Linked DNA regions of Mus musculus: regions 1, 2, 3, 4 and 6 are each linked to region 5. A link is a loop called in an ENCODE intact Hi-C map of the cell type or tissue named here. Cell type or tissue: left cerebral cortex. All regions are shown on one strand. Each heading gives the region's core, and the rest is flanking DNA. Links, peaks and the distances in the headings are about the cores only.

Region 1 (5,115 bases), core at 625-4,624, 1.5 Mb after region 5:
AGGCTTCCTTGTCCCAACAATGAGGTAGAAATAAGCCAGGGAAAATGACAGCTAGTTGTATCAGGTTTACAAAGAAGAACCTGAAGGCTGGGGTATGTCTCAGTGTTAGAGCTCTTGCCTAGGTTACAGATGGCCTTGGTTAAATTGGTTTAGGTAGTTAGGTGGCTAGGTAGGAAAATAGATGGATGGAATGGATGGATGGATGGATAGATGGACAGATAGACATAATATAGATATAAATAATAGATGGATGATAGATGAATATAGGAAGATGACAGATAGATGATAGATATAATATAGATAGATATAACTAATGGCTAGATAGATAGATAGATAGATAGATAAAAGGCAGACAGATATTCTAGATATATGTTCTCTGGCTAGAGAAAGAAATAGAGGAAACAAAGAGCAAAAGCCCTGGACCATCCTGACATCTGCACTGTTGGCTTTTTTGGGAAACTGAATTATGTGTTTTGGAATTTTTGTACTTGGCCTCGTTCTAACACTTTTTAAAAGAGGAAAGGTATTGAGAACAGCCTGCCTGTTCTTGCTTCCTATCATAGCTCCCGTGTCTGGGTCTAACCCATCTTCAAGTGGCCTTTGCAGCAGGCAAAGCTGATGCGGACAAAGACATGGAAAGACAGGAACAAGTTTGGTTCAGTTTCTTTCTTTACTGTTTGGGTTCTTTCATTACATTTCCTAGCCGAGAACAAAAACAAACAAACAAACAAAACAGTGATCAACTCCACGAAACTACAAATACGTGTTCCTGGACACGAGAAACATGAGGGCCTTGGTGGAGGAGAAGAGAGTTAGCCGTTCCTTTTTTTTTTTTTTTTTTTTAATCTCATTATTCAAAAGACTGTTTTCTCTCAGGAACTGAAAAAAAAAATACGTGGTTTCTAGAGGGGGGAAAAACACCAAAAACAAACAAACAAACAAACAAACAAAACCTCCGGTGCAAAGAAACACAACTTTTTCTTTAAAACAAACTAGGGTGGGGTATGGAGATGCTAGGGTGGTGGGTGTGGATTAATTTTAAGTTAGTCAATACTGACCTCTAGTGGCATAGAGCCAAAGTACAGGCCTTGCTCTGGCCCAGGAGTGGCAATGTCACTGCTTTGTCAGGGGTGGGTGTTTGGCTCTGCTGATTAGAGATGGTAGCAGTAAGAGAGGAAGGGGCTGCCAGTGCAGAGGACACCATTTCATACACCTAGGCATTCTTGTCAAATAAATGACATCTTGTCACCAAACTGCTCTGCTTTCTCCATTCATTATCTCCCCTGGCCAGGTAGGACTTGATTTTTATCTTCCTTGTCATCCGCTCAATGCTTGCTAGAAGTAAGACGGGAAGATATTTGAAAATCACTGAGGCCACTGAGCTTTCTTTACCAAACGAGCGTTCTTCCAATCCTGGATGGTGCTTTCCCAACCGAGGTATTTGTCTTTTTTTCTCCCTTTGCAAACTACTATGTATTTGGATGCGCCGAAGTGTGCAACTCCACTTAGCTTTTAAAGACAGAAGAACAAAGTCCTTTGCATGGGTCTCAGCTTCCCGCTCTTTCAGAGAAAGAAGATGATCCAGGGACTGAGCAGTTTAATGCCTGGTGATTTTGTACACCACTTCTTACCCCCACGGCACTTGCAAGTTATATCTCTGAGACCTTTACTTCAAGGACACAATGGAAAAATAAATTAAATCTATCAATACAAAGAGCTCTTCGTGAAGGGCATCCCTCACACCCACTACACACACACACACACACACACACACACACACACACACACACAATAGCAGGTTTCACACAAATGCAATTAAAATTGCAGTGCTGATAAGAAAGTTGGAAGTACCAATAAAGAGGGCAGCATTGCCCTTTAGAGGAGAAAAGAGCGGAGCTGATGAGTAAACGGATGCTCTGTCTTAGAAGATGTTAAGCAATTTCATGGCATTTCACTTGTCTCATGCCGCCTTCTTGGGTCATTGTCTGGGTTTTCCTTAAGAAGTGTAGATGAGGCTAAATTTTAATTTGGGAAAGTTATTCTGTATCTCCGGGGCTCTGGAGCTTCAAGTCCTTTCATGGCATAATTGAAAAAGTACTCTGCCTTTCTCAGCCCAAAGACAGAACAAGGATGCATCCCTATGTGTCCTGCCAAAGCGTGCAAGAGGAGGCTGTGGGAAAGGGTAGTGTGGGAGGAATGAGGGTGGCTCCACAATACAGCACAATGGGATGACAGAAAAAACAAAAAAAAAACAAAAAACTCTGGCTTCATCACCATGCTACAATGACACCTGCTTTCTTTCACCCAAACTTCCTATTGAGAAAAAAAAAAAAAAAAAAGCAAGATTGTAATTGGGATTTCAGAAGCAGGCTCTCACAGCACCCGGCCGGCCCATGGGAACGGTACCACCAGTATCTTTGGGATTTTTAAGGGTAGGCCCCCACCCCACCCAGAAATAGCACAGCAGCCGTGGCCAGAATATGTCCACTTAGGAGCTACCCACGGGGTGCCCTCTGCTGCCTTCTCCCTCCCAGCACTCCCCCTGCCATTCCCATAGCCACCAGCTGGCCTGATGGCTGAAGAAACTGATTGCATTATTCACTCTCATGAAAAGATTCAGAAAACTAGCATAGATGCAAGGCAATTATATACATATGTAATTTGTGTGTGTGTGTGTGTGTGTGTGTGAGAGAGAGAGAGAGAGAGAGAGAGAGAGAGCGTGTGTCTGTGTGGGCGCGTGTGTGTGTCCCAGAAGGTATAAATAGAAAGTCTAAACAAAACAGGTTTAAGGTGAGGTGAAGAGATCATGGAAGCCCTGGATGTTGTAAGGCTGGCTCCTTCTCTCTTCACCTTTTCACTTTCTGTTTCTCACTTCTACTTTACAGGGGGTTAGCACATCTTATTATTAAAATGATAAATAAAAATAACAATAAAACCCAAACCTGAACCAAAACCAAATCACTGGCTCCTTGCTCATTCTCTATGAAATACTGCCATCTACCGGACAAAGGAAGGAAGTTCATGCAGCCCCCTTTTTTTTTTTTTTTTTTTTTACTAATTTTTTTATATAACGTGTGCTGTTCCCTCGGAGGCCAGAAGAGGGCATTAGGTCTTCAGGAACTGTGAGTAACCAGTGCTTTTTGTCAAACCCAGGTCCTGAGCAGTCAATGCTTTTAACCAAGGATCATCTCTCCAGCCCCTCATGCATTATCTTTTGCATTATTTTTACCGCCACAAATGGAAACCACGCTCCAGACACTTGATGAGGAATCATAAATCAAAATATTGGGGTGACAGAGGCAAACCTTTCTTTGCCCTTAATTTGTCCACTGAAGGCGTCCACATACTCAGCTTGCTTAAGTGTGAACACAATGGCTTGCAAACAGAATGGGGAAAGACTCAGCAGTTCGGCGGATGGTGAATCAGTGAGAAAGTGCACACGTGAGAGATGGATAGAGAGAAAGAGGGATAGGTGGGATCATGGCATCCCTGACAAACTGGTTAGTTAATTTCTGATCAGAACCTGTGGGAAAGGAGGTTCTGTGCTGAGCACACGCGTGAGTGTGCATGCGTGCATGCGTGTGTTTGTGTGTGCGTGCATGTGTGTGTGTGTGTGTGTGTGTGTGTGTGTGTGTGTGTGTGTGTGTGTATTCTAAGTGGATGGACCACAGGAAGATACTTCGTCAGTGTCAGGAATTTTAATCCCGGATCTGAACTTCTACAGAATAATTTTTGACATGACTGATGAGTGTGACAAAAACAAACTGATCCTTCTTCAACCATATAACACTCATACATGTTGATGCTTTCTCTTTGTTCATTTTATCAAGAGCTTCTACTTGGGGCATGGGATCAGACTCAGGAATATGGGAGGATGCTCAGTCTTGTATGTTTGTAGTATGTAGATGCTAGGAGAGATTTCAAACTATGCTCTTCTATTTACGGATTTATAAACAAAACAAAACAAAAATCAAAATAAGGATTTAGGAAGCCTAAGAAACTTACCCAAAGGTTTATATTTCAAACTTACACCAATTAATTAGCCAATTAATTACACCAATAAATTAAACAGAAAAAATCTCTCATATAGCTTTTAAGCACAATTATATTGATCATCGTATCAGTCTTTTCAGGGCTGTTAGTTTTTGTTGTCTGTTTGTTTGCTTGCTTGTTTTTGTTTTTGCCTTTGTTTTGTTTTGTCTTGACCATGTGTCACACCAACCAGTCATGTCAAAATTATTCTGCAGCAGTTTAGATCTAGGATTAAAATTCCTCACACAGAAGAAGTATCTTCCTGTGGTCTGTCCACTTAGAATAAATAAAGAACAGAGTTCAGGGGAGGAGCAGTGGTACCCTTTCTTATTACATTTGGTGGTGGTGGTTTGTTTTGTTTTTTTTTACACGTTCTTTACATGTGATACACCCATGGATATCTACATGTGTTTGGGTACATGTGAATGTTCATGCAAGCGAGTGTATGTGTGTTTGGAGGTCTGGTATGAAATGTCTTCTGTGTTTTCTTTCCACTCTATTTATTGAGGAAGGGTCTTTCACTAAAAGCTCTAGCCAGTGTTGCTAGTCACCCTGACCTGGAAGTCCCTTGTATTTGGCTACAGGCTGTTCCCGGGCTTACAAGCTTTTTGTGGATTCTGGGGAATCTAAAACTATGTACTCACACTAGTGTGGAAAGGACGTTATCCACTGTGTCATCTCTGAAGCTCTGATGAGTGTTTTTAAAAATCTAAGTTGTCATAGACCAGGAAGGTAAATAAATAGGATTTATGTCATATTCCTTCTAAATGTAGTTATGACACTGTCACTGAGCCTCCTGGAAACCAGAAAAGGGGTATAAAGCAAAAGCTAATGAAACCAGGAATCAGTTGAACACTTGCTTACCACAGAGGAAACCCTAGCTCACCCAGTAAATAGAAAAATGTAAGGGGGGCATAAGGTAGACACATGTTAAGAAGTGACCCTGAGGTTCTGTGGCTTTTCTGAAGTGAGAGGTACCTTCCATCAGCACGGAGATGCTTATCCAGGAACCCAGCATGTGTGGAACACGTTTCGCTGTAAGTCACAAACGTCTCCAGCCTTGACTCCTGAGCCTGTCTTTTA
Region 2 (5,115 bases), core at 784-4,783, 1.7 Mb before region 5:
AATTCTAAGGTGGAGATCTGGGCATGTTTAGGGCTCCAGAATCCTGAAAGACTGCTGCAGTCCTGGAGCAAAGCACCATTTCAGTATATATTCCTTTAAGCAAGATCTTAGTTAATACAATCTTGTTCTCTTCCCTTTTCCTTTGCCACAGAAACTCCCCTCGTGTTGAAATGCAACACCATTAGTTCTCATCTACAACTTGTTAGGTTTCATCTTCCTGTGACCTCATCCCCCACCCCTCACTTTTCAAGGGATTCTATTTATTTTTAAGTGTGTGTGTGTATGTGCGCGCGTGTGTGCATCCACCTCTGTGTGCCTGCAAATCTGTATGTGTACGATGTGTGTGCCAGCACCTTTATAGTTCAGAAGAGGACTTTTGATTCCTGTAACTCGAAGTACAAGCAGCCGTGAGCCACCAGATGTAGGTGCTGGGAATGAAACTCAGGGGTCCTTTGGAAGAGCAGCAAATACTCCTAACTGCAGAGTCATCTCTCCAGCCTTTTGTGCTCTCAGTTCTGTGAGTTCTCAGCCCTCAGTAAACTTTGCATTGCCGTGTGCAATACATGCTCTCCACATAGGTGGGCATAGCTTCATGTCATCCTTAAATCCCTGGAGCAGAATCAGAGACATTCTACTCAACAAGAACTCAATAAATGCTTTCTGGCATTGTCCTACGGATTGATGGTGCCGTGCATGGTCTTCATCTCCATGTAAATACATTATTATTATTATTATTTCCAACTATACTGTTACTCCCTGAGGGAAGTGTGTCTGGTAAATACCAAAGGATATTTGCTGTTCCTTACACAAAGTAGGCACTCATTATAGATGTGCTTCGTGGATAACTAAGCTACACATACACTTTATTGAAATAAATCCTGTGTTCAAATCTGCAGCATATACATAGGGTGAAGTCTTAATAAGGAGAGAGAGGAGAGAGAGAGAGAGAGAGAGAGGAGAGCCTTTCCTCCAGGGAGTCATATGATAGCATCTGCACCATCATAATCTAGCTTTCTATCTAGTTGCTGCAACCCTGGAGTCTGACAGAGAATACCATTTTGGATGTAGCTGGGCATCGTTGATCAGCTGCATGTTTGGTGTAAGACTCAGATTAAATTAATTGTGTTTGAGGTGCCTTGAGTTGTTTAACCAACAAACTTCATGCATTGCTTCTTACTTAGTGACTTCCCAATATGAGTTCAAACCAAACTATCAATACCAGCTCTGTCCTCGGCATGGGACTGAGAGACAAGTTGAATTTTGACCCCTTCCTCACCGAGGGCTCATAACTGGGACACATAAACAGTGCTTATTTCTGAGTGTGAGAACAGAGATAAAAAAAGGGCACTCTTGCAGTGATTAATGTTGACTGCAGTAATTCTAGCACACCTTGCAAATAAATTGACATTTGAGTTGGCCCTCGATATTGGATTTTGACAGGCAAAGGCCGGAGGAAAGAGCAACTCAGACAGGTGAAACCGGATAAACCGAGCGTGGAAGTGTGAAGCTTTTTGTCCTAAATGGGCAGTGGAGGGCTGGACTTGGGTGTGGTTTGAATATAGATTTTTTTTTTCAAGGCCCAAGACTGAGAAGTTGTACTTAGCTTTTCCAGGTCAGATCAGGCTTTTGGCTAAGTTTTATTTTGTCCAGCAAAAGTGTTTTTTCTTTTCTTTTCTTTTCTTTTCTTTTCTTTTCTTTTCTTTTCTTTTCTTTTCTTTTCTCTTCTTTTCTCTTCTTTTCTCTTCTTTTCTCTTCTTTTCTCTTCTTTTCTCTTCTCTTCTCTTCTCTTCTCTTCTCTTCTCTTCTCTTCTCTTCTCTTCTCTTCTCTTCTCTTCTTTCTTCCTTCCTTCTCTCTCTCTCTCTCTCTCTCTCTCTCTCTCTCTCTCTCTCTCTCTCTCTCTCTCTCTCTCTCTCCCTCATTGCTGCCAACATAAGAATCAGGAGATTTCACATCCATACTAGATTTCTGGCTGCTTTCAAAAGAAAAATAACAATACCAAGCCCGTGTTTCCTGAAGGCAGTAACTGGCTATACTGAGTAATGGCTTCTCTTTGGAGACTATCCGCGACAGTCCTGTCTCACTGGCTTCAGTCACTCACAGGCAGGTGTCTGAGTTTGCACCTTGTGACCTCCGAGCTTTACTGGTGGCTACATCCTGGAAGAAAGTGGCATCTGCTCCAGGGATCTTTCTCCAGAATTTGACTAAATGTACATCTGGATGGCTCTTGGGAATCAGCGAGCTCTTGAAGGGAAGAAAAGCGTCTGCCAGTCAGCCAGTTGCTGCTCTGAGTTCTCCTGTTTGCCTAATTCCATCTTAGGCTGGCTCACCTGAGGGATTTTCAGAGGCTGGGGATAAGGACCCTCATGCCTTTGAAAAGATCTCTCGCCATGGCAACCTACAATGTTTTTTGTCAATCTGAGAGCTTGTTAGCATCACATCTTTGGTTTATCTTTTCCCTATAAGCAAGTTTTCTCTTCGTCTACATCGCACAGTAGCAGCATGCTAACGAGAGCCCAAATCCATTTTCAGAACAAAGGGAGGAATATATGTGTTTCTCTCTCTCTCTTTTACTTTCTTTGTTCATTTCTTATGCCAATCAAATGCTCATTCTCACTGGTCATTTGTGAACTACACTTGGCACTGGTACACAGCACCAGTGTGGGACTTCAGAAGGCATGTGTATACTCGAATCTAAACACCCAGCAATATACATAACAAAACAGTTGTTTGTGTTCTCTGTACACACGGAGACCTGTGAGCACAAACGTGCTCTGTGCCTGATGCCTATTAAGGGCGAGAAGTCCTAACTGACATAACCTTCTTTTCATAAGAATAAGAGAGAAGGTTATTGAGTCTGTGAGCTAATCTGTCTAATTAGGTGCCTCTAAGCAAAATGCATAAGATTTACATGAATTATCCTAACATGCAAAGAATAGGATACAGGAAGGAAAAACTCAAGGAAATTTGCATTTAGATGAGGAGGGGGAGTTCGGGGGTTACCAGCTAGGATCCGGTCTTTTATGTTTTGAAGCTAGGCTTAAGCGTTGTTGCAGATGGATAGCTAAGCCAGTAAAGACTGCCATAGTATCTTGGACTTTCAAGCACTTGCTCCAAGCCTTGTCTGCCCCATGCAGGGTGAAACAGGCCTGGGGCGCCCATCAGGAAGCTTCATTAAGGCAGTGCGTGGGAATCGGCTTCCGTCCTGGAGGCTGGAGGGCTGAAGGACAATTCAGCCTCTAGGTGGCAGTGTTGTATCTATGCTAAGACGCCCCGTGCTTTGGCTGGCTAAATACCTGAGACAGAAAATGGTGAAAAGGAGAGGAAAGGGGGGGGGAAAAAAAGAAAAAAAAATCAAAACAAAAAACACAAAACACAAAACAAAAAATAAACCCAACCGAAAAACAAAACCCAAAAAACGTCCTAGCCCCGCTGTTCACACTACCCGAGAGCATCCTTCCACACCATCTTACCGACTTCATGACTTAACTCTATACGGTTTATTAAATATTAATATCAGTAGTTCTTGGACTCCTAAGATCTGCTCATTCTGTTGAAAGCTGCACTGCTCGAGAGATTGCTTGCCTCCTTCAGTGCTCTCTGCTTTCCCTTTCCACATGGTTGCTGCCAATCACAGGTTGATGGCGGTGATTCTGGAAGAAGGAATGTCTACTCTGTGTCTTGTCTCCAGAAGACAGGATGGTTGGTAATGAAAATCAGGGCTAAGAGGAGTCTGTGTGATCGGAGGTGGCAGACAGACCCTGGGTGGGATTTTGGGGAGAAAGCTAATTGCTAACTTCCTTGCTTCTTTCTTTCTGGTGCTGACAGCTCTGAACGAGGTAAGAAATGCCTTCTGATAACTGGTTGAGGATAGGAGGCTAAAGTTATTAGGGCCGCCTCAGTCTCCCCAGTGCTGAGATGGGAGATTCTGCTGACCGACTGGGGAACACTTTCAGAGGTTAGGTGTTTGGGGAATGTGGTAGAAGTTTCAGGAGATAAGGATGTCATGAGCAACAGCAAGAAAGGCAACGTTCAGATAACACTTTTCAAAACTTCCATCTTGTTATGTTTTGAACATGAAATATCCCTTATAGGGTCGTCCTTTGAATGTGCTGTCCCTGGGTGGTGGTATTATCTTGGCAGGTGGTGGGAACGTAGGGAATGGAATCCACCTGGAGAAAGTAGGATGTTTTGGAGGTCATACTTGGTCCTCGGTTCCTTCAGGTTCCCGGTTCCCTGCTTCCTGCTTCCTTTGAGGTAAAGCCACCTTTTTGTTTTGTTTGTTTGTTTGTTTGGTTTTGGTTTTTTTCGAGACAGGGTTTCTCTGTGCAGCCCTGGCTGTCCTGGAACTCACTCTGTAGACCAGGCTGTTCTTGAACTCAGAGATCCCCCTGCCTCTGCCTCCCGAGTGCTGGGATTAAAGACATGCGCCACCTCGCCTGGTTTACGCGATGTTCTGTCCCAGCACACGAGGCTCGGCTACCATGAATGAAACCCTCTGAAACTGGGAACCCAAATGAGTTCCCCTGAAAGCTGTTTTTCTCAGATATTTGGTAGGCAAACTATCTTACTCCTCCCCTCCTCTCGCCTTAATAATTTACTCTTCTCCTCACAGCATTGTTGTTAGAAAGACAATAATGTTGTCAGAGCATCCTCAAGGTCTTAGAGAGAGCTAGAGCCGGTGCCCTGAGTTCTCCTTTTTCTCTTTCAACTTCAAACACACGCTTCTGTTAATAAGTAATATTCAAGTCTGACAGAGCAACATTTGCCCTACTCGACACCTAAGAATCAAACTAGATATTATGCTTAGGGCACAGTAATAAGAAAATGCACCGGCTTTCTCCCAGACTTTCCATTAGTTTATCTTCTTAAATGAAAAATCTGACTTTACATTGACTCAAGAAGCGATACCTTTAGGGCACGATGCCTGTGTTCTTGTCAGTTTTGCTCTAGTTTCTTTGGCTTATCACTTTCTTTTCCTGTGCCTCAGTGGTGTTCTCTGTAAAATAGGCTGACCAAACGTTTTCTAGGCTTTGGACATCTAGGGAAAATGAACTAATATTTTAAGTGTCAGGAATGCAAAAATAGCAAATTATTAAGCCCAAACCTTAGGGAAC
Region 3 (5,115 bases), core at 710-4,709, 220 kb after region 5:
GAACCTTAACACATCTCCCCTTTGGTACATAGGTGAATTACACTGAGCACAGTATTTCTCATTACTGCGCCATCTTCCTTGCTGTTATCCACAGAACAGACATGATGGTACAGATGCTGTTGGCCACTGTTGTAAATGTCCTCTGTAGGAGCTCATTGAATTTGAATACGTTCTGGAGTAGGTAGGCTTACTTCTCACCATAGCACAAAAAAGAAACATTTTGCCTAAAGCTACACTGCAAAGAACTAGAAAGGCTATTTAGTGGTCTTAAATACATAGTAAATGCTTATTACCAAATCTATAAATACCTACTAGGTGCCCATTGAATTGAAGTCCATTAAAAGTGTATCCATCACATGTCTATGTTTTCATATGAAGAATGAGACAGTTGCAGGGGGCATTGTTGTTCAAGAGCAAACCTCTAGCTAGCATGAGAGCTGCAGCTCCACCTGAGAGCTTCTTATCACTAAATTATCACCAGGTCATCAAAGGCATTGTCTCTGGTGAGCACCAGGCCAGAGTTAATGTTCCTGTCTCTCTATTGATATGCATTATCTTTCTGTCCTTTGAGTCATTAAAATTGACCTTGTCTATTATCTCTTCTTTCAAAGGGTGGGGAGGTTGACTTTTCTAGGAGATATGCTCAAACTGAAATGACATTTGAAGTCCTTAAATATGTGCCTCATAAGCAAAACGGCCTGTAAATTACCAGGTCATATTACAGTCGTCCATGGTTTTGGTGGACTGACTTGTGGATCTCCATGAAAGACAGATTACAGGTCAGGAAAAATTACCCTAAGCCATTTATATGCATCCTCCCAGCCTTTTAATGGTGGAGAGATTAGAAAAATCTAGCACTGTCCTCCTTCCCCTTGTTTTCTGTTGCCACTGCCTGCTGCATTTCTATTGAGGATCCATTACATGGGAAATAGAAGAAGGATTGCTCTACCATGAAGTAAAACATCCCACCCTACCTCACTGAAAGATCTAAAATTTTCCTTGACAACATCCCTTGGTGTTTCTATCTCCTGCAAAATTTTCTGAGCCTTCTAACCTTCTACTTCCCCCTTTGCTTCCAGCACAATTTTTGACCTATAGTAGCAAAATCATTTGTCATCTATTAGAAAACAATGTGTTTTAAGGATCATGGTGGCCATAAGTTAAAATTTACATTTAAAAAGAAAGGGGATGGGTAAAGCTGTTGGCTTCAGAATTCTAGTGACTCTGGTCACCAACACTATATGTCACCATTAAAGAGTCCAGACTAAGCCAGGCAGTGGTGGCACACACCTTTAATCCCAGCACATGGGAGGCAGAGGCAAGTGGATTTCTGAGTTCAAGGCCAGCCTGGTCTACAGAGTGAGTTCCAGGACAGCCTGGGCTATACAGAGAAAGAACAAACAAAAACAACAAAAACAAACAACGACTCCAGACTAATTGTTAATACACAAAGTTTTTGACCAATAGAGTATGGGATTCCAGTGTGTTGATTTCTTATTACTAAGAAATTTAAAGAGCTTGAGACATGCTAGGTAAGAGTATGTGAAATTGCTCCTGTCTAAAAGAAATGCAGGGACAAAAAATGAAGCAGAGACTGGAAGAATGGCTGTCCAGCGATGAGCCCTCCTTGGGATCCATCCAATGGGTGGGCACCAAACTCTTACATTATTATTAACCCTATGTTGTGCTTGCAGACAGGAGCCTATGATGGCTGTGCCCTAAGAGGCTCTACCAGCAGCTGACTGAGAGAGATGCAGATACTGACAGCCCAGCCTTGGACTGAGCTTGGGGAAGGATTGAAGGTACTGAAGGGGATGACAATCCCACAGGAAGATCAATACTATCAACTAACTTGGACCCCTGGGAACTCCCAGAGAATAAGCCTCCAACCAAAGAACATACACAGGCTGGTCTGAGACCCCACATGTGTTGGGGGCCTCAGACCAGAACTGCCTTGCCTGGCCTCAGTGGGAAGGATGCACCTAATTGTGTAGAAACTGATACTGGGGGAAGCACACTCTCTGAGGGGAAGGGGAGGGCAGATGGAGGGGAACAGAGGGCAAAGTTTGGGATGTAAATGAAATAATTAATAACATATATATGATTGTTTGAGGAAACTATTTTAAAAAGACTTGCAAAAAATGTTTAAAAAGACTTACTCCAGTTGCTTTGAAAGCTGTTGATGGTAAATATAACCACAGAGAGGATGAATGACCGTAACTTCCTATAATCATAGGAACATACACAATACTGGCCTCTATTATAATCACTTTCCTACATAGGTAACACTGTTATCAACTTCCTTGAAGTCACTGACACTTTAGGTTAGTGCCTCCTGGTGGGCAGCAGCTGCAGAGCAGCTGGGAGTAATTAGAAGCCTAACTCTCTGCTTCCCTTCACCTTCCCTTCCCTCAGCATACTTCAGTGGTACCCAAGAGCCTTTCTCCTGTTCAATACAGGGTTCAGATAAAGCCATAGGCTGTTATCTTCCAAGTTGGTGTGTACTTGATTGAACTGCTCAAATTTCCTTTATTAAGCCTTGCCTTTATAATCCCATTTTGTCTCTTGCCTTAGACAGGTCCTCTGGTATTCTTTCTAGCTACCTTTTTTTGTGCCACCATAACTATACACTTATGACCCAGTACAGAACTCAGGTGAGAGGGGAGAGGGCAGAAAGAACTCAGGGGTGATGGAGGGGTAACTGGGAATGGGGATATCGCTTGAGATGGAAACAAATGGAATGATTCACAATTTTTTTTAAAAACAACAAATGATTGGAACCTCTCAGGCTGTCTGTACCATGATGCGTGAGCTCAGAGCATCTTGAGTCTTCCATATTTGGTGTTCGTTCACTGAAAAGAATTTATTTTGTGTAAATTTGGATAAATCAGTAAGCAATGCATGCTTTCTTCCTGTTCTCATATAGCCTCTTAAGTTAGGATCTTATAACTTTATTTGGGAAACTCGAATGATTTAATACCAGCATTTTGTCAGTTTTGCTTGTTTCGGGTACTCCATTATATATTTTAATAACAAAACCAACCAACCATCCAACCAAACAAGATACTCCATAAAGTGATTGTAGTCTTTCTTCTATCCTGCTAACCTTGGCTGCAGGCCTTGGTTTTCACATATTATTTTAATATGTTTGCATTTCTTCAAGAGACTCTCTTCTATGAATGAGTTGGTCTCTTGCATTGACAAAGATGGTCTACTGGCTAAGATGTGGCCTTTGGTTGTACGACACAACTCCAGACTTGTTTTCGTGATTTTTTTTCCTTCTCTGTCCTTACAGAATACAACCCTGCTTACCTTCCTTCTCCGCAGTTTCCCATCTGTCCACATTAGCTAATATCAGTCTTTTCCTTATGAAATTTATTACTTTTAGTTATTCTGGAACTTTCACCAGGTATTGAGGAACTGAATTATAGCAGTATCCTGGTGTGATTATGGATCTGAGAACTTCTTGTTGCCTAAGTTTTAGCTGGTGTTGTGATTCTTAAATAGAACTTTTCTGGGTTTAACTATGTCTAGATATTTAGGATATTTCCAAAGTCAAATCATTTCGTGCCATAGTATAGGACATTTGCTATTTTAGTGTGATACTGGCCCATGCTATAAAAACTAGACTATGTGACCTAGTTTTGAAAGAGGTTTGAGGATACATTTTGATTTTCAAACCACAGGGAAATTGGTGAACAACCCATTTCTAAGAGCACTTACCTGTTATGAACACACACACACCCCCCCCACACACACACACACTGTGTGAGATTGTATTTGCCCACGTAGGAGCATGTTGGGGCCAGAGGTTTATGTTGTCTGTTTTTCTGGATTGTTTTACAGCTCATGTTTTAAGACAAAGAGTCAGAGTCAATCTCTCTCTCTCTCTCTCTCTCTCTCTCTCTCTCTCTCTCTCTCTCTCTCTCTCTCTCTCTCCCCTGGTCCCCCTCCCCCTCTACTCCCCTCTCCCCTCCCCCTATTTCTCCCTCCCTCTTTCTCTTTCTCCCTCCCTCTTGGTCTCTCTCTGAACCTGGAGTTCATTGTTTCTTCTAGACTGCCTGGCCAATAATCTCCTGATATCTGCCTCTTCATTGTTGGAGTTGCAGGTGCAGGCCATCATCTCCAGCCTTTACATGGGTGCTAGAGATCTGAACTCAGACACTCATGCTTTTGCTGCAAGGGACACATGGGACATCCATCCCTCCAGTCCTAGACTGACCTTTTTATCTTAGAATTTGAGAAAAGCAATATTGTTTTGGAGCACGTCTCATAGTAAAATATTTATTTTCTATGATTCATAACACAGGTATTCTTATTACCTGCCTTTCCTGAAAGGTATGTGCTGCTCAGTGCTTTCTGAAAACAACCAGCCATTCAATAAAAGACTAATAATCTTTTATAAAATTTACTTACCTAGTTAGAAGACTAAGTGATTAGCTCACATATTAGCAAAACCTCATAAAATAGTTATTGGGTATCAGACTTTATTTTTTAGCCTTTTTATATGAATTTGGTACATTTGGTCATTAAAGTAGTACAAACTGGTGTGTTATATTAGCTCAGTACTGTCAGTGAAAAAAACATGCACTAAGAGGTAAAATGAACTTGCCTGAGGTCACAAATCATTTTCAAGCTAACAATTTAACCATAATCACGAGGAAGTTTTGATTTGCAAACATATCCTATAGCGAAGCACTCGTTTTTTATTCTTGTACCACGATGTCTTAGGGTAGATCTTAGGAATGTATCCCATTACTGAATAGAGCTACGTTTAGCTTGTACTTGTTTCTGACAGTCTCTTTGTCTATAGGGTTCATATCTTTCTTCTCTCTTAGTTGATTCCTCCTCTCAATTTTATGTTCATACATGGAAAGGGAGAACGAAGTCCCTTGCTTTTGAAATTTTCTTCATGAATCACTAATTCAGGTCTTTGCTTTGTGAAGGCCTTAACATTTCAGGCGATGCCCTCACACTGCTTACCTTGCAGCTCACTTCCAGTAAGGAATGGTAGTTTATTCCTTTTGCTTCTGTAAAGGAAATATAAATGGCTTTCTGTGTATGGTGAGCTCTTTATCAAGGGCACAGAACCCTTGCATGCACAGTGCAGTGATC
Region 4 (5,115 bases), core at 620-4,619, 1.1 Mb after region 5:
GTGGGGACAGAGTGACATGGTTCCTGTCTTTGGGGCAAGGTCCTGGTGTGAGCCTGCACAAGTGTTGATAGCTGCTGTGGGTATACGGCTTGTTTGTATAATAATATATATATAGCACATCCTCTGAGGAATGTCCTCCCTGTTAACATTAATGGATCCATGAGAATTAGAAACAGCAGAAGTCGGGCTGTGGTTATATCTCCAAAAAATGGTAAATGCAGGACCTGCAGGACAACCCTCAAGGCTAGGGAAAGAGCTCAAAACATGAGTTCAAAAATATATAATTTCTCAACTATACAAAATATAAGGATGAAATATGAATTATGAGGGGTTTCAGGAATCTAAAGGAACAAAAGCAGCTAGACTATATGAGCCAGCTTGTCAGGAAGACATAAAGGCAAGCAGATTCCTGAGTTCAAGGTCAGACTAGAGCACAGCAAGGTTAAGCCCAGGTGTTATAGGAATGGTATTTCAGGTCAGGGTCCCACACAACTAGTTTACCCTTTGTGCTTAACAAATGCAGACAGATCTCTGAATTTTTTTTTTTTTTTACAATATTAAGAAAAAACATATGCTTTCTGTCTCCTGAGAATCAAAGGGTTGGGGGGGGGGGGTCACAAGATGTTGATTCATAAGATAATCAAAAGGAAAACTGAAGTAAATAACTGGATTGATGTGTAAAATATAGGCTCGATCTGTGTTCTGCAGATGAGCTATCCAGAGAATTTTTTAGGATAAAAAGAGAGAGCTGTTGTAGAACTGACAGAGACAGAAACACAGACACACAGACCAAACACAAGCAGACAGACACAGACACACAGATTCACACACATGCACGCACGCACAAATACAAGCAAGCAGGACATGGATAGAGAGATCTCTTGGAATAGCAAGCAAGCAGAATATAGTCAGAGAGACCTCCATAGAGAAAGCAGAACATACAGAGAAGCAGACTGGAAAAGCTGTATCAAGCGGGACACAAGTTGTCAGCTTGAATCCAGGATTTGACTTCCAATCATTCTTTTTGCCATTCTCAGAGACCCCTTCTCTCAGAACCTTTGTCCAGGCCAGGACTGCTCCTTGACAAATATCTAAGAATATGATACCTCTCCCTTGTCACAAAGATTCTCCACATTTCCCAGTAGATACCTAAAACCTCACTATAGAATATGTTGGTTTCCCATATAGAAACATAGTTGTGATAAGACTTAATTCATAAATTACACACTGTAAAAGGTGAGCATCAATATTATATTTATCCACCTGAGACAAATCTCTTGTTAGGTGAACTGTTACTTTAACACTTTAAAAAGAAGTACTTTGTTCCCTGCATCCCTCTGGCACTTTGGGGCCATTATTAAGCAAAATAAGGGTCCTTTCCACAGAAGCTCTGTGATACAGCAATAGTGGATCTGATAGCCAAGGTGATAGCAAGAAACTGCTTACCATGAGTTTATAGCTGTAGACATCACAAGGAGATGACTCATATCCTGAGTGAAATTTCACCATGCTCTTCAGAATCGCTTTCAGTTTAAAATGTATGAGTCGTTTTCTTCTGGACACGTTTTATTCAGTACTCTAGACTGTGGTTTACTCTAAGTGGCTCCAAATCATGGGTTCAAAGAGACTACCCCAATTAGACACCCCAGTGCGTTTGAGCCTGAAGTATTCCCCATGAGTCATTCAGCACACGTGGTTGAACTGTTAGTGTCCGACTGCTGGCACTGTTTCAATGGTTTATGGTACCGTGTGGCTGAGATTGCAGGAGTGGGTACCCTGGCAGTGGGTCTTGAGTGTTACACCCGCTCCTGGTGCTATCTGGACTCTGATTTCTGACCCACCAGAATGTGAACAGGTCAGGGGACAAGCTTCCACTGCCATGGATAGAGCCACCCCAGCTACCGTGCCAGCTTCCGTAGGATGGACTGATAGCTCGTGAGATTGTGAATGAAATGCCTTTCCTCCCTTAAGTTGCTTCAGTCAGCTATTCTGTCACAACGACAAACGGTAGCAGTACACACCTGTGTGCCAAAGCAGCCGGGAGAATGCACACAGAGATCTGTTTTAGCTTGAGATGGAAATGAAAATTTAAGAGAAAACCAGAAATCTGATGATTATCATTCATGAGTCGTGGTTTCCAAAAGGCATTCGTTTGCTTAGACTGTGTTCATTTTGCATGCAGTGAAGAGTGCTTTTGAAGCTGTGTCTGTCTTCCCTGCTCTGGTATATAACAAGGCCAGCCTTGCTGACAGCAGGGAGATTTCCTCTGCATTGAGCTCTTCCTCCTTGGGGCTGGCCTTTTCCAGCAGCTAGAAATGACTGAGCCTGAAGAGACACCTGCTGGAGAATGAACGTATGAATGCTTTCCTCTTGGCAGTATACAATTTTTTTTTTCTGTCCCATTATCTCAGACATACCATCCTATGTCAGGAAATTTTCATATCTCTGCCTTAGCTCACTAGAAATGGGAAGTGGTGACTGGAAAGTAGAGTTTCTGGGCTAATTTAACCCCCTTACTTCTTATAGCTTATATTCTGGGGCTAGTTATTTCTTAGATTTGGTTCTGATTGCAGCACTCACAGTGAGCTATCATCTGTGGCAGGACAGATCATCAACATATGGGATGAAGGATGACATTAGATGTGACAAGGAGCACATAGAAATGATAAGTGACAAGCAGATAGAGATTATATTGGGGACATATACAGTGTCATGAATGGAAAATTACACGTGAAGTGTTGATGAAGGGTTAAGTAAAGAGGGGACATAGTCCAGTAGAATGGAGTGTGTGTAGTGAAAGGAGCCACTGCCATTTGTGACTTCGTAGGGGGCAGTCATAGAAAACTCGGTAGGAAGTGTGATTGGAAAACAGAGAGGAATGAACCCACCCCACCCAATAGTTCAAATGATGCTGCGACTTGCGTTCAACAGATCTGCATCTACATATTCTGCATGGTCAGCTCTGCCATCCTCTTTATGTCTTTGACACTGAGCTGACCCATCTGTGTCTACATGTGATCAACTAGTTAGGGAGGCCACAGGACGGGGTGGTGGCTGATGACTGACTTAGCATCTTCAGGTATAGAAACCATCAGGCTAGAAACTGACCTGTTTTATTCGCTGTTTCTTTGAGTCAGGGTCTCACCATGTAGCCCTGGCTTGGCAGAGTCTCACAGAGATCTATATGCTGCAGCCTCTCCAGTCTTGGCACTAAAGACATGCATGACAATACTCAGAGAAACTTATGGCAAACAAGTTAATATGTTTGTAAGAAAATTAGAACCTATAATTAGGAGTCAAATAGCTAAAGTTCAAAAGGAGCTAACAATCCAGCTAGACACATACCAGAACTCTTCTGAATGTGTTCACAGCTGGCGTAAATGAGGCACTATAGATTTCCTACAGGAACTATATCAACTGCTATCCAGGCGTTTCAGCAAGATGGCCAGACCTTAGCACACACCAATTACACTAGCTTCCTGTGTGGCATGGGGGAAACAAGAGACGATCCTTGTTCCATTCATTATTCATTGAGGATTTAGAACCTATTAATGGCAAATGACACAAGGATTTGTGTGCCACTGCTGAATGATTGACAACCTCCTCCTGGAGAATGAGGATGAGAAGGATTTTGAGAAAAGGCTCAGTATGGAGTAATGGGGTGGATTATTGTGGTCTGTTGTGAGCGAAGCACAGAGTGAGGAGTAGGAGCGATGTGCTTACTATTTCCATACCACTCAGCAAATAATAACAATAACAGACAGACCTGAGCTAGAAGGATTACACAGCCTGGAGGGCAATTCATACCAATAAACTAAGCATTACAAAAGCCACCCTACCTTTTAGCACCTGGATAATCTAGGCAGGTGTTGCTTAGCATACTTATTCCACAAAGGGGTATCTGGAATCCTCCCAAAGAGACAATTTTTAAGGTCAACAAATAGACAGGTGTGAAGGGAAGAGGGGAAATAACGAAAAAAAAAGCAGACACTCCTTCAAGACAGATGGATGAAATCCACAGCAGAACATCTACGGCATAGGAGCCTGTGAATTGGAAAGACAACGGTTGTATGGGAAATGACTGAGAGGAAGCCACTGTGGTGAGCAGGCTTCTATGTCACAGATAGCACAGATTGGTCTGTCACGTCATGCTATTGACTTGACTTGCAAGGGATTGGGCGCAGTCCGGTTTGTGGCTCCAAGAAATTCCTCTTAGCACAAATTTAAAATTTTCCACAAGTTTAAACTTTGTAACTGATAAGGTACCTTTCGTTCCTTATGGGCAGCTTTGCTTTTTCTGCCATGATTAATGCTACCTCAAAATTGAAACCGAATAAAAAAAGTGAAATAAGCTTATGTCTTTATAATTCATTGTTTTGATCACTTGACATCATTATAGCAACTCCAGTGAAGATAAATTCCATAATGAATTTCCAGAAGACAGTGTATGTTCAGGCTGTTCCTATGCCTTCTTCCATCCTTTCTACTTTAATAATTATTTTCTCCTAATGCCCTTGCAGACCATCTATGAGATTCCACTGACATAATTAACCACCCCTTTCTCTTTCTAGCCAAAGCAAATTGCTTATCTCTTCATCATGGTCTTTATTCTATTCAGCCAGAATTTTCTCAGCATTTTTTATTGGCTAGTTAATGGAAGGTGTCAGCTTTGCACTGTAAACTTCAAAGTGAGGAGCACCGGGGCTTGTTTATCACTGGAACATTCAGAGCACTAAGTTATGTGCACTGTACACAACAGATGCTCAGAAAATGTGTTTCTGGGTGAACTGATCATGATGATGACTCCATGTCGGAATTTTAATAATCATTATAATAGACTTGGTCACCAGTCAAGTTTCCACTGAAGTCATTAGAGCTGTATTTGTAAATCGTCTTATCCAATCTTGCCAATCATTTTTATTCTAAAAATAGGTGGGTAGACATTGGCCATGAAGAGCTTAGTCAGATTTGTATGGTTTATAAAGAATAAGAGGTAATGCCACAATGATGACTGTACTGACTGGTTTGTGTGTCAGCTTGACACAGCTGGAGTTATCACAGAGAAAGGAGCTTCAGTTGAGGAAATGCCTCCATGAGATCCAGCTGTAAGGCATT
Region 5 (5,115 bases), core at 472-4,471:
GTGCATGGTGTGTGTGTGTGTGTGTGTGTGTGTGTGTGTGTGTGTATGCGCAAGCGCACTAGTGAGTGTATGTGCATGAAAGGGTGTTTAAGGCATGCTTGTCGATACTAGAGAACCCATCTCGAGAACCGGTGCTCACCTTTCACTCCTGGTTCCTTGGGATCAAGCTCAAGTGGCAAGCTTATGCTGCAAGCAGTTTTACCCATGATTCATCTCACTTTTACCCATGATTCATCTCACTAGCCCCAGTTCTTGCATGGCATGCTGTTGCTCCTGGGACAGAGGTCCTAATCGCGAATGATAACCACTCAACTGTTTTGTCCAAATAGATATGGTTATCTACACAAAAATAAACAGCTGTACAGGATTTAAACTAGTGGAAGTTATACACATGCATGAAATTCATGTGTGTGGCATAATTTATATGCAGTGTAAAATATAGGGCGTGCAACACTTCAGGTAACACTGAAGGTACAGCGTCTGCTCAGCCCATAATTAAATAAGCCTCGCTGACCAGACAGACATGCCCATGGCTAGCTCTGTGGATGTAGAATTACAGAAAATGGTTCTTGTTCCTGATGTTCCGCAACCATTTACTTACATCAGCCTTGGGCAATTTTCTTCTAAAGTCAAATTCATTGTCCTTACCTACCAATAGTGATAATATATCAGCTTTGTAGAGTCTTCTTTAAAAACATGTATGAAGACCCACTCCTTAAGATTAGGATTTGTTCAATGGTAATTTTGTTTTTCCACCATTTCATTCATCATATTTTCTAGAATTATTAATGTCAAACTAGCTTATCTATTTTTCAGATTCCCAAAATAAACTGACTTTATTTTTTGCTCCCTGTGGGGACAATAAAGAGAATTAACTATGGTCATAGAATATTGAAAATATAACTAAATTTTTCTTTCTTTCTTTTTAAACAGAAATGCTCATTTGTAAGGGGACTGTCACATAGTCTTCAGCCATACAGGAAGGCAGGCAATGAATGAGTAGTTTCTGGGAGACAGGTGAGGCGTATTTGGTAGATTAATTCTCAATTCACCTTCTCAGAAGGAAAGGACAAACCCCTCATTTACCAAGATTCTAAAGAGATTTCCAGGCAAGTCCCTGGCCAGGCCCCACATCAGTCTTTGCTTTGAAGTATCTGTTCCCCAGGGTTTGGTTTTCTCCACCAGGACCTAAACTTGTTATTGAGCTGCAAGAGCTCTGTAGGAAAAAATCAGCTCCTTCCGCTGACGTGCACAAGCCTGGTGTCTGCAGAGAGGGATGGCCTACCTGTTTATCGGGTAATCAATCTTTGTCTATCATCCCCTTTGTCTTTGGGAGCAAGTAAGTTAGTGTGATTACCTCCTTCACAACAATCTCTCCACCTCAAACCATTTTTTTTTTCCATACAGAGGTGTTTGGGAGCAGGTTGCACTTGGACAAGATTTTTGTTGTTGTTGTTGTTTGTGTGTGTGCATGTGTGGGCTAGTGAGCTTGGTAGCCATTGAGGAATCACTTGCCAATGCTGTCTTTTAATTGAAGCTTTCCATCTGTATTGAGAACCCAGATTTCTGACCAGCTGAGTACAGGGGACATTTTGAAAGCTTCTGACAGAAAGCCATGGTCTGACTGTGGAGACCTGGACAGGAAGCCAACGGTCTTGGGGAAGGGGGTTGTCGTCTGTAGCTGGTTGCCTGCTCCAGCGGATGGGGTAAAGAGACAACTTTGAGGCCCTTCCAAGATCAGGTAAAGATCAAGCCATCTAATAAAAGGGGACTGGGAAGGGAGGGGTGGTGTGCTTAAACAAATGTTCCCTTTCTTTCTTCTCTGAAGACTTTGAGCAGGTCTCCTTTTGAACTTTACTTACTTACTAGAAAGGCAATTTCGAGGGCCTGAATTGGAATGAACAAAACCACATTAAGTGGTCAGATGTGAAGCAGTTTTGAGAACTTTTGAGATTCCAGAGCGGCAAGTATTAAAAAAAAAAAAAAAAAAAAAAAAAGGTTTTGCTTCCTTAAAGTAAAATTTGATCCCATACATCCCCAGAAGCCCTCGATTCATTTCCCTCTTCGTTTTCACATTTGGGCACAGTTGAAGCTTATCATTGCCCCCACCCCCCACCCCCACCCTCTTTTCTCCCTAGCGCCCGTCCCGTCCTCCCCAGGACTGCGGGTAAAAGTGGAACTCAAAGTTGAGCGAAACCTTGGTTTCCTGGAAGCCGCTGTCTCACTCAGAGTTAGCAAGCCAGACGCCCACATTCTGCCGCTGGGCGCTCGCCTCCAAGAGGCCGGGCTGCTCGGCACAGCTTGCGCTCGCGCATCCTCGCCTCCGGCCGCCGGGCTCGGGCGCGCTGCAATCCCGCACGCGCGGGGGCCTCTGCAGCGGGGAGGCGGTGCCCGCACGTGCGGCGGCTGCGGACTCACCTGCGCCTCCCGAGCCCGGCCCCGCCCATCGCCCCGCCCCGGCGTGACTCATTGGCCGCCGCTCGGAGGGGTGGAGCAGAGGCGGCCCCGGGGCTCATTAGCGATGCGGTCTCCAGGCTCGGTTTGGTAGTCCCGGACCCGGAGCGGAGCTGGGGCTGCGGGCCGCTTAGCGGGGACGGCGGGCGGCGCCGCAGGAGGCGATGGGGGCGCGCGCTGCGTCCCGCTGCCCATCTGATATCCCTGTTCCGCTGCTGTAGGGAGCGGCGGTGGGGAAAAAGAGACTCGCCACAGACCACCACCTCCGGGGAAACCTACTGGCGTTGGCTCCCTGCCGTCGTTCCTCGCGGACTTCCAGGGCGTGGAAGAGGAGCGAATCCTGAGAGGAGCTCGGAGCATGGGGACAGGGGCTGCAGACGGCAGCCGCGGGGCGCGCCGGTGGCTCCCATGGCTAGGACTCTTTTTCTGGGCGGCGGGGGCTGCGGCTGCCCGAGGTAAGCGCTGGGTGGACAGCGGTGCGCGAGGGGAGCGGGACTCTCACCTTCGGCGTGGGTTTCCCAAGTTGTTCTGGCTTCTCTCCGCGCGCGTAGCCCGACTCAGTGGGAACCGTGTTAGAGGAGCTCCAGGGGACCACTGCCTTTCAACCCAAGTTTGCTATCTGCAGTAATCCTACAGGTTGCTCTGACCGGGCCCCCCCCCCCCTTGAGTTTGCACCCGCTGAGATTTTCCAACCTCCCTCCCCACCCTCCGCCCCTCAATTGTTGCAGACTGGAAAACTCGTCTTCCCTATATCCTCTCTCGCCTTGGTCCTCTCCACTTTTCCTTCTTGGGCGAGCTCGTCCCTGGGTGGGAGCCCACGGTGATGTTCGAGAGTGCATAGGGAAAGAGGCATGCCCGTGGGTTCCAATAGAGACTGCGCTTTTTTTCCCCTTCAGGGGGAAGCATCCAAGCTGGTCACTTCGCTCTGCACCAAGCCCCTCGGGCGACCCTAGTCTTGGCTCTAAGCCAGCAGTGGTTTTGCCTTACAGAATCTGCGAGGGGGCAAGAGCTCTGGGGAGTGTGTACCCTGGGGTTTAACTGCGCCTGCAGTGCCCAGCCGGATAAGCAGTTGGCCGGAGGGAGGCTGTACTCTCGGCGCATCCTCTCCCTATCGGGTGCTTATACCAGCTTAGAAGCGCGGGCCCTACTGAGCAGCAGGGAAATTTAGAAGCAGAGATTTCTCTGCTTCTAATAAGCTCAGGAGCCCCCCCCCCCCCCCCCACACACACACACATACACACACTCTTTTTCTAGATCCGCTGCACTCCAGCAGAGCATCAACTTAAAGATAAACCACACGGACCTGTTTTGAAGCTGATCACAGGCAGTTCCAGACAGCCCCAGTGCTGTGGCTACCTTTGAAATAATCTAGAAGCTTCCCTTTCCCTGCCCTTCTTTACCTTTCTTCTTTGCTGCTTGCCATCCAGCCGGCTTAGAATATGTAATTGCATTAAATGATTTACCTAACGCTTGTCTAGCAAGAGGTGGCACCGGGCTAACCACCTCTCCTTCTGTTCTGTCTCTTGAACATATCGCTAGTAGCTGTGAGGCCTTTGGAAGGGTTGACAAAGATGCCAAGAACCGGTATAATCTCATTTTTTTTAATAGAAGCTAACGGTGTTAGGAGCAGCGATACCGCCTGGAAAGAGGAATTAAAAGGGTGGATAGAGGTTTTCAGCAGTATGATCCTATTCTATGCCTATTTGCATTTCATTTCCTGAACTTTTTCACCCTCCCCTTTTCTTTTTATAATGGAGCAGGCTTTCAAAAATAAGGAAAGGCTTTAAATACGAGTGATTGTTAGAGTGAGGCGTGTTTCTTTCTCTTGTTGGAGGAGCCTGGGCTTCAGCCATTTAGTATACTACGGGGGAACTAGAGACTGCCTAACTGCTCAGGCAACTCTTGAGTGTTTTCTATTCTGTTAGGGGGAAAGCAGGGGTGCCAGGGGTCGGTGCTTTGCCCCTCTCTTTCTCCTACATGAGGCCTGAAATGTCCGAGTTACTACTTTCTAGTCACAGCATGGGATCGCTCATGATGACTGACTCCAGATACTGACCCTCAGAATCTGGTTTGTGGAGTTGTCTTTAAGCCAGCTCAAAACAAGAGGTGGGGACACACGCCAGCAGCCTTTTGGATGCGGTTTTGCTGGCTGTGAACGAAGGCTAGCACCTCTTGTCTGCAAGCTGTTCTGTAAAGGTCTCCTGGAAAACATACTGTACACTCTGCAGGCTTAGTTACAACAAATGCCTTGCACAGATCATAGAAAATGCCCAAGACACATGGAGCAGTAAATCTGAGTAATGCTTCCCTTGTCATGGTTTCTATTCACCTTTAGCAGCTTTGGAAGATACTTCAAGAAATGAGCATTAAGCCGGCTACCAAACCAGTGCATTCTCTCGCACCTGGCTTTGGGCAGGTGGGCACACACAGTAGAAGTTTCCAAATCACAGACGTTCTCTGTATTACGTTCTATCATTTAGGCAAGGTATGGTGCATTAAACCTGGGATGCTGCGGACTTGTGTAGCATCCCTCTGTAGTAGTCTCACTGTGTTGTGTATGGTTGGTTGGTTCTATAGGTAATTTCTGTATTTGCAAGTTAAATAGTTTGTATTTTGAAGCACTTTTCCTTTTGTGGTGCTGGGGGCGGGGGACATGGACCC
Region 6 (5,115 bases), core at 436-4,435, 500 kb after region 5:
TCTAACCATGGGACAGCAGCATGCTCTGTGGAGCAGCAGGCAATGAATATGAGAGGGAGGTAGTTGCCTGGCCTGAATACGTTTGGGCGACAGTGATTTACATAGATTGGCCAATGTCCTCATGGAGGAGTGATTCAGAACATCAGTATATTGCGAATCTCTAAAAAGAAATCATCTTATCAGATCGTCTGACCATTCTGTTTATTTTTGGCTAAGAATCTCATAAATCTCAGGATAGAAGACAAAAACTCTTTTGTTAACTGCTACCATCCCCATATCCATTGCCAATGAATCTCATTTTTATAGACTGTGACTTTGACCTCCACTGTCTTCAAGGTGATAGCTTGATGAACAACATGTCCGGTACCCCAAGAAGGGGAACAGCAAGAATGTTAAGCAGAATTTTGTCCTAGTTTTCTTTCTGTAATGAAATTGTAATTAAATACCCCCCCCAAGAGAAAGTTAAGGGAAAGATAGTTTATTTGGTTTACAATTGCAGATGGTAGCCCATCATTGCTGGGAAGTCAAGGTTGATATTTGAAGCAGCTAGCCACAGGCATCACGGTCTATATCAGAGAAAATGAATGCTTATGCTTTTACTTGTTCTCAGCTCACATTCTCTGCTTGTACATAGTTCAACACCCAGGGAACGATGTTGCTTTAGAAGGCAGCTTCTTCCCATATCACTTAATATAACCAAGACAATTCTCCACAGACGTGATGGAAGGCCAATCTGATTTTGATAATCCCTTATGCCAGGAGATTCACGCTGAGCCAAGTTGACAGTTAAATTAAAACTAACCATCGAAATCATCTTGGGTATGGTAGATGTAGACGACTTGTTCCACAAGTGTAAAGCCCTTGGGTTCAATAGATAAGAAGATAGAAGGGAGGGATGGAAGAAAGATAAAAAGTCAGGCATATGGAAAGAATACAATGCTTAGGTTAAATGAGGAAAATTGTTTTTTAAAGAGAAGGGAGGGGTAACAAGACAGCAGGAAGAATAGCTGGCCTTAATCAGGCTTCGGTCAGGTTGGCAACCAACACTTTCAACTATAGACTTATACATTTGAGTGTGTATATGTGTGTGCTTTCCCTGTGTGCTTTTCTATGTCTGTCTGTCTGTCTATCTCCACTCTCTCTTCTCTCTTCCCTCTCTCCCCTCATGTGTGTGTATATTTTCTCTGTCTCTGACTTTCTCCCTGTCATCTCTGTTCTGCCTCTGTTTCTGTCTCTTTGTGTGTTTTTCCTTTTTGTTTTCTGTCTGTCTGTCCCTCTCTCTTTTTCTCCCTCCTCTGTCTGTCTCTGTCTCTCTTTTAATTTCTCTGTCTCTCTCTACCTTTGGCTCTCTGTTTCTGTCTGTCTCTTTCTCTATCTCCCTGTCTCTCTGTCTAGCTCTCTGTCTGTCTGTCTGTCTGTCTCTGTCTCTGTCTCTGTCTCTGTCTCTGTCTCTGTCTCTGTCTCTGTCTCTGTCTCTGTCTCTGTCTCTCTCTCTCTCTCTCTCTCTCTCTGTGTGTGTGTGTGTGTGTGTGTGTGTGTGTGTGTGTGTGTATGTGTGTGTGTGTGTGTGTGTGCATCTGGGTATTTTCCATGTCTGTGCTAAGTATCAGAAATATTTTCCCCCATATGCTAAGCAAGTCTTTCAAAAGTAGCCAAAAATTAAGATATGAGTTTTTGAAGTCTCCATGGAAACTGCTATTTCAAACTGTTTTCAAATGTGCTGTGTTCTTTAGTCCTCCTTTTTTCCTGTGGAAGACCACAGACAGGAGCAAGGTTATCATCTATTGAACTCTGTGTGGTCCTGTTAAAAAAGACTGCTTGATGGTGGCTGCATCTTAGCACAACAGCCCCTAGATGGAAAAGGGGCAACATCAAAGGGCCATTATAGTTGCATTATCTTTTTGTGTATTTTCTCTGTGATTCTTGATTCTTAGCCTATCCCAACAAGGGGTGAGAAAATCCACAGTGATGGCTCCCCTCATGGCACTGTTACAAATTGGGAAAATAGACAAACAATAGAGACTAATACAATACAACCTAGAATTGAAGCATTTTCAAAAATACCACATTTAAAACATGTTTTTTTTGGTCAGGTCCCAAAAGAATATTGCTTAATATGATTTGGGTTTCTACTTGAGCTGTCATATTGACGAACTGGTAAGGGTGGGAGGCTGGGGAGTGAGGGTTATTCTGTTATTTACTAATAAATGCGATTACTTCATCACGAGAAAAATATCACAGCCTTTTTAATATCTGGCTTGGAAAAAAAATGGTGAGCCCAGCAGATGACTAGAGCACTGTCCAATTTCTGCTGTGTTGTGTGAAGACTGTTTTGTTCATTTTTTTTTAAACCAGCAAGGTACCTCCTTTCTGAGATGCTCCCACTTGCAATCCAAGCCACTCTCTGCTGCAGCATTCTTTCCCTCACAGAGTGACATCTGTGATGTTCAAGTACATTGGCCCCTCAGACTTAGAGTGATTCATAAGTCCCCTGAACTATTTGCTCCAAAGCATGCTTGCTCCCCCGGCTCCAGGAGCTGCTTAGAATTTTACAAGGAATTTTCCACCTCCTCTGTGGGCTCTTGTCTGCAGCACCAAGAGTCACTACACGGTAGCATCTCTTGCTATTTAAAAGGAACAGATGTTATTTTGCTCCTAACTGGGTTGCAAAACATCTTTCTGGTTTTTGTTTTTTTTTTTTTTCCTTTCCTTTTCTTTTTTAACTTTTCTTTGCCAGTTAAGATAATCACACAAACACTACCTGAGGCAAGTGGCCCTAATCCAGTGTCAGACATGTTTGTCTTGAAAAGGAGGCATGTCAAGAGTGTTAGATGTGAGGGCAGTGAGGGCATGATATTCAGAAACTGACCTGGAAGGTCAGAGGTCCCCATTCCCAGCCACTGGCATGGTTCCACCTAGGTTAGCAGGGGAAGCTAATACCAATCAGTACATCCAACGCCAATACAAGATGTTCTCCTTTTAATAGAGGCAACTGCAAAAAGAGTGATGGAGGTGTCTTTTAGTGTCTGAGTGACAGATCATCTTTTTTTCTTACTAGGAAATTCTCTACTACTGAATCCTGCCATGCAGCCAGATCTGACTGTGAGCCGGACATACAGCGGGCCCATCTGTCTGCAGGATCCGCTCGACAAGGAGCTCATGACAGAGTCCTCACTCTTCAATCCTTTATCTGACATCAAAGTCAAAGTCCAGAGCTCATTTATGGTTTCCCTGGGAGTGTCTGAGAGAGCGGAGTACCATGGCAAGAATCACTCGGGGACTTTCCCCCATGGAAACAACCGCGGATTCAGTACAATACATCCCAGAAACAAAACGCCGTACATCCAAAATCTGTCATCACTGCCGACAAGGACAGAGCTGAGGACAACTGGTGTCTTTGGCCATTTAGGGGGACGCTTAGTAATGCCAAATACAGGTGGGTGGTAAGTGTGTGTTTGCATATTTTCCTCACTTGTGTAAATATCTTTTTATAAGTATGCAATAATCAGATTCATTTGGAAGTGATCAGCGAAGGCTGGGGCTGCACTTTGTGTGCCCAGGAGCCCAGATGTGCAGCTGAAATAGAGCAGAGCCATCTCTCTGCCTGCCAGCAGGACAGAAGACCACGTTGATGCTGCTGATCGCCATCTTTTAGCATTATACCTATCAGGTGGTATGGAGAGGCTCCTGGTTTTGAGACCCACTGGAATATGTCACCTAGGGCATGGTAAGGAGGAAAAGAACACAGTTCTTTTCTACAACTGACAAGTACCATATTTAGCCAAAGCACATGTTTGCACTGACAAATAATTTAGGGCACGGACAGTCACATTTCTTGGGCCCTCGATAATTATTTTGACTATTTTTAAGTGATTATTACATTGGTTCTTGGCAAGCAATGACGATGAATCATTGCATTGTTGCTCTTTAAAGTTCAAACATTAGTTCTAGAGCTATGCCACACGCACAACCCATTTCAAAGTATGTGTTTCCCTTTTTTGGGTTTTAAGAGAGGAGATTTCTCTGGATATTTGTAGGTGGATATTTCTGATCCCTGGCACAGGTTACTTTAAAAATGTCATCCCTAGCTGTCGCTTGATCTTCACGGTTGTTGCCTGAAGCCAGAGTAGAGGGAAATGAGATTGCTTTCTCCTCTTAGTCCTAAGCCGTGGGAGGCAGGTGAGTTCCATGGCAGATATCGAAAGCAGAGAGGGCCAGGAACATTAGATCTAGCCATGCTCTTAGAAACTGAGTATCAAGCGAGTGCTCAATGAGGAGAGATGATCAGGATTTTATCCCATAAAATGAAATCTGTGACAGGATTGGTCTTAGACTATGACTGCAGCTACCTTACCTATCTAGTAGCTTAGACTTGAAACTGAACTTTCTCTTCACTTCATAATTTTAACCTCATTCTATCCCAAATTAGTTGTGTACTCTCACACCCAGTTTCAAAATATAACTTACTTCTGGAAAATAGCCTAAGTTACGTCTCTAGAAATGATGATGTTCCCCAACCTACCTTGCCAGTGTTTTAGGGCATGCTGGGATTCTTATTTCCCATTAGTTTAAGTGTCCCATATGAGTGACAGTGTATGATGACAGTCTAACTTGTCTCACTAGGGCATAACTGACCAATAGGACTCTTCTTTTAGAAAGAAGCAGTCAGCCATATTTATCACATGAATTTGTAAAACATATAAAAACGGAACATGCATCCCTTGTTTTACCAAAGACTAGGATGTGAAATCAGAGTCACATGAAGCCAGTGAGTTACTACTATGCCTTTATCAAAGCTCCTCACGCATGTTCCCATCCTTATGTGTACAGGGTTCATATGTGTTTGTGTTTACATATTGAACTAGTGTCAAGAGCAAACTATTCATTGCCCATATTTGCTTAATTTTCATCAAAGAAAACATGGAAATGAAACCTGGATGAATGAGAAATATTTCTTTCCCCTCGTATCTCTCTTGAGAGACATCCTTGTTGAAAACTAAAACTCTGATAGCTTGTTGGCGATCCCCACCCAGTTTCACCATAAATGGGATGTTTTTAAGTCTCCTGACAAGAACCACTGGGCAAGATTGAAGCTGCACATTTCAAATGAGTTTT

Evidence for each region. Hi-C counts contacts between places; a loop is a spot of excess contacts. Peaks named below come from ENCODE experiments on the same cell type or tissue, not always from the same donor. Only the 100,000 strongest peaks of a DNase experiment are listed, where the experiment ranks them.
Region 1: it touches region 5 in a loop (2.7-fold over the local background); 5 of 42 quality-filtered maps call a loop at or near these places.
Region 2: it touches region 5 in a loop (8-fold over the local background); 3 of 42 quality-filtered maps call a loop at or near these places.
Region 3: a loop joins it to region 5, with 2.7 times the contacts of the local background. A loop is called at or near these places in 2 of 42 quality-filtered maps.
Region 4: it touches region 5 in a loop (2.8-fold over the local background); 3 of 42 quality-filtered maps call a loop at or near these places.
Region 6: it touches region 5 in a loop (4-fold over the local background); 2 of 42 quality-filtered maps call a loop at or near these places.

Annotation. Positions count from the first base shown.
Region 1 is chr8:27,675,307-27,680,421 of GRCm38, reverse strand. No RefSeq gene overlaps it. Among named protein-coding and RNA genes, the nearest start is that of Gm1698, 95 kb to the right of the region's middle. In left cerebral cortex, for the core only: CTCF peaks have their summits at 1,074 (motif pointing left), 2,867 and 3,092 (motif pointing right); DNase peaks (open chromatin) are centred at 1,080, 2,113, 2,567 and 3,129.
Region 2 is chr8:30,922,041-30,927,155 of GRCm38, reverse strand. No RefSeq gene overlaps it. Among named protein-coding and RNA genes, the nearest start is that of Gm32735, 9.1 kb to the right of the region's middle. In left cerebral cortex, for the core only: a CTCF peak has its summit at 3,235 (motif pointing right); DNase peaks (open chromatin) are centred at 3,229 and 3,648; H3K4me3 peaks cover 284 bases.
Region 3 is chr8:28,993,658-28,998,772 of GRCm38, reverse strand. All of the region lies in intron 1 of Unc5d (unc-5 netrin receptor D), which reads left to right. Among named protein-coding and RNA genes, the nearest start is that of Unc5d, 220 kb to the left of the region's middle. In left cerebral cortex, for the core only: a CTCF peak has its summit at 2,350 (motif pointing left); no DNase peak of the experiment used is centred there.
Region 4 is chr8:28,145,952-28,151,066 of GRCm38, reverse strand. No RefSeq gene overlaps it. Among named protein-coding and RNA genes, the nearest start is that of Gm39153, 250 kb to the right of the region's middle. In left cerebral cortex, for the core only: a CTCF peak has its summit at 2,331; DNase peaks (open chromatin) are centred at 936, 1,518, 1,679 and 2,285; H3K4me3 peaks cover 192 bases; H3K27ac peaks cover 989 bases.
Region 5 is chr8:29,217,036-29,222,150 of GRCm38, reverse strand. It overlaps Unc5d (unc-5 netrin receptor D), which reads left to right and starts at 2,515. Exons shown (of 18, transcript NM_153135.3): 1 at 2,515-2,909. The coding sequence starts at 2,813. In left cerebral cortex, for the core only: a CTCF peak has its summit at 2,277; DNase peaks (open chromatin) are centred at 2,384, 3,451 and 3,843; H3K4me3 peaks cover 2,346 bases; H3K27ac peaks cover 1,794 bases.
Region 6 is chr8:28,717,938-28,723,052 of GRCm38, reverse strand. Unc5d (unc-5 netrin receptor D) reads left to right here. Exons shown (of 18, transcript NM_153135.3): 11 at 3,059-3,436. Among named protein-coding and RNA genes, the nearest start is that of Gm32505, 22 kb to the right of the region's middle. In left cerebral cortex, for the core only: no CTCF peak of the experiment used is centred there; a DNase peak (open chromatin) is centred at 2,476; H3K27ac peaks cover 2,708 bases.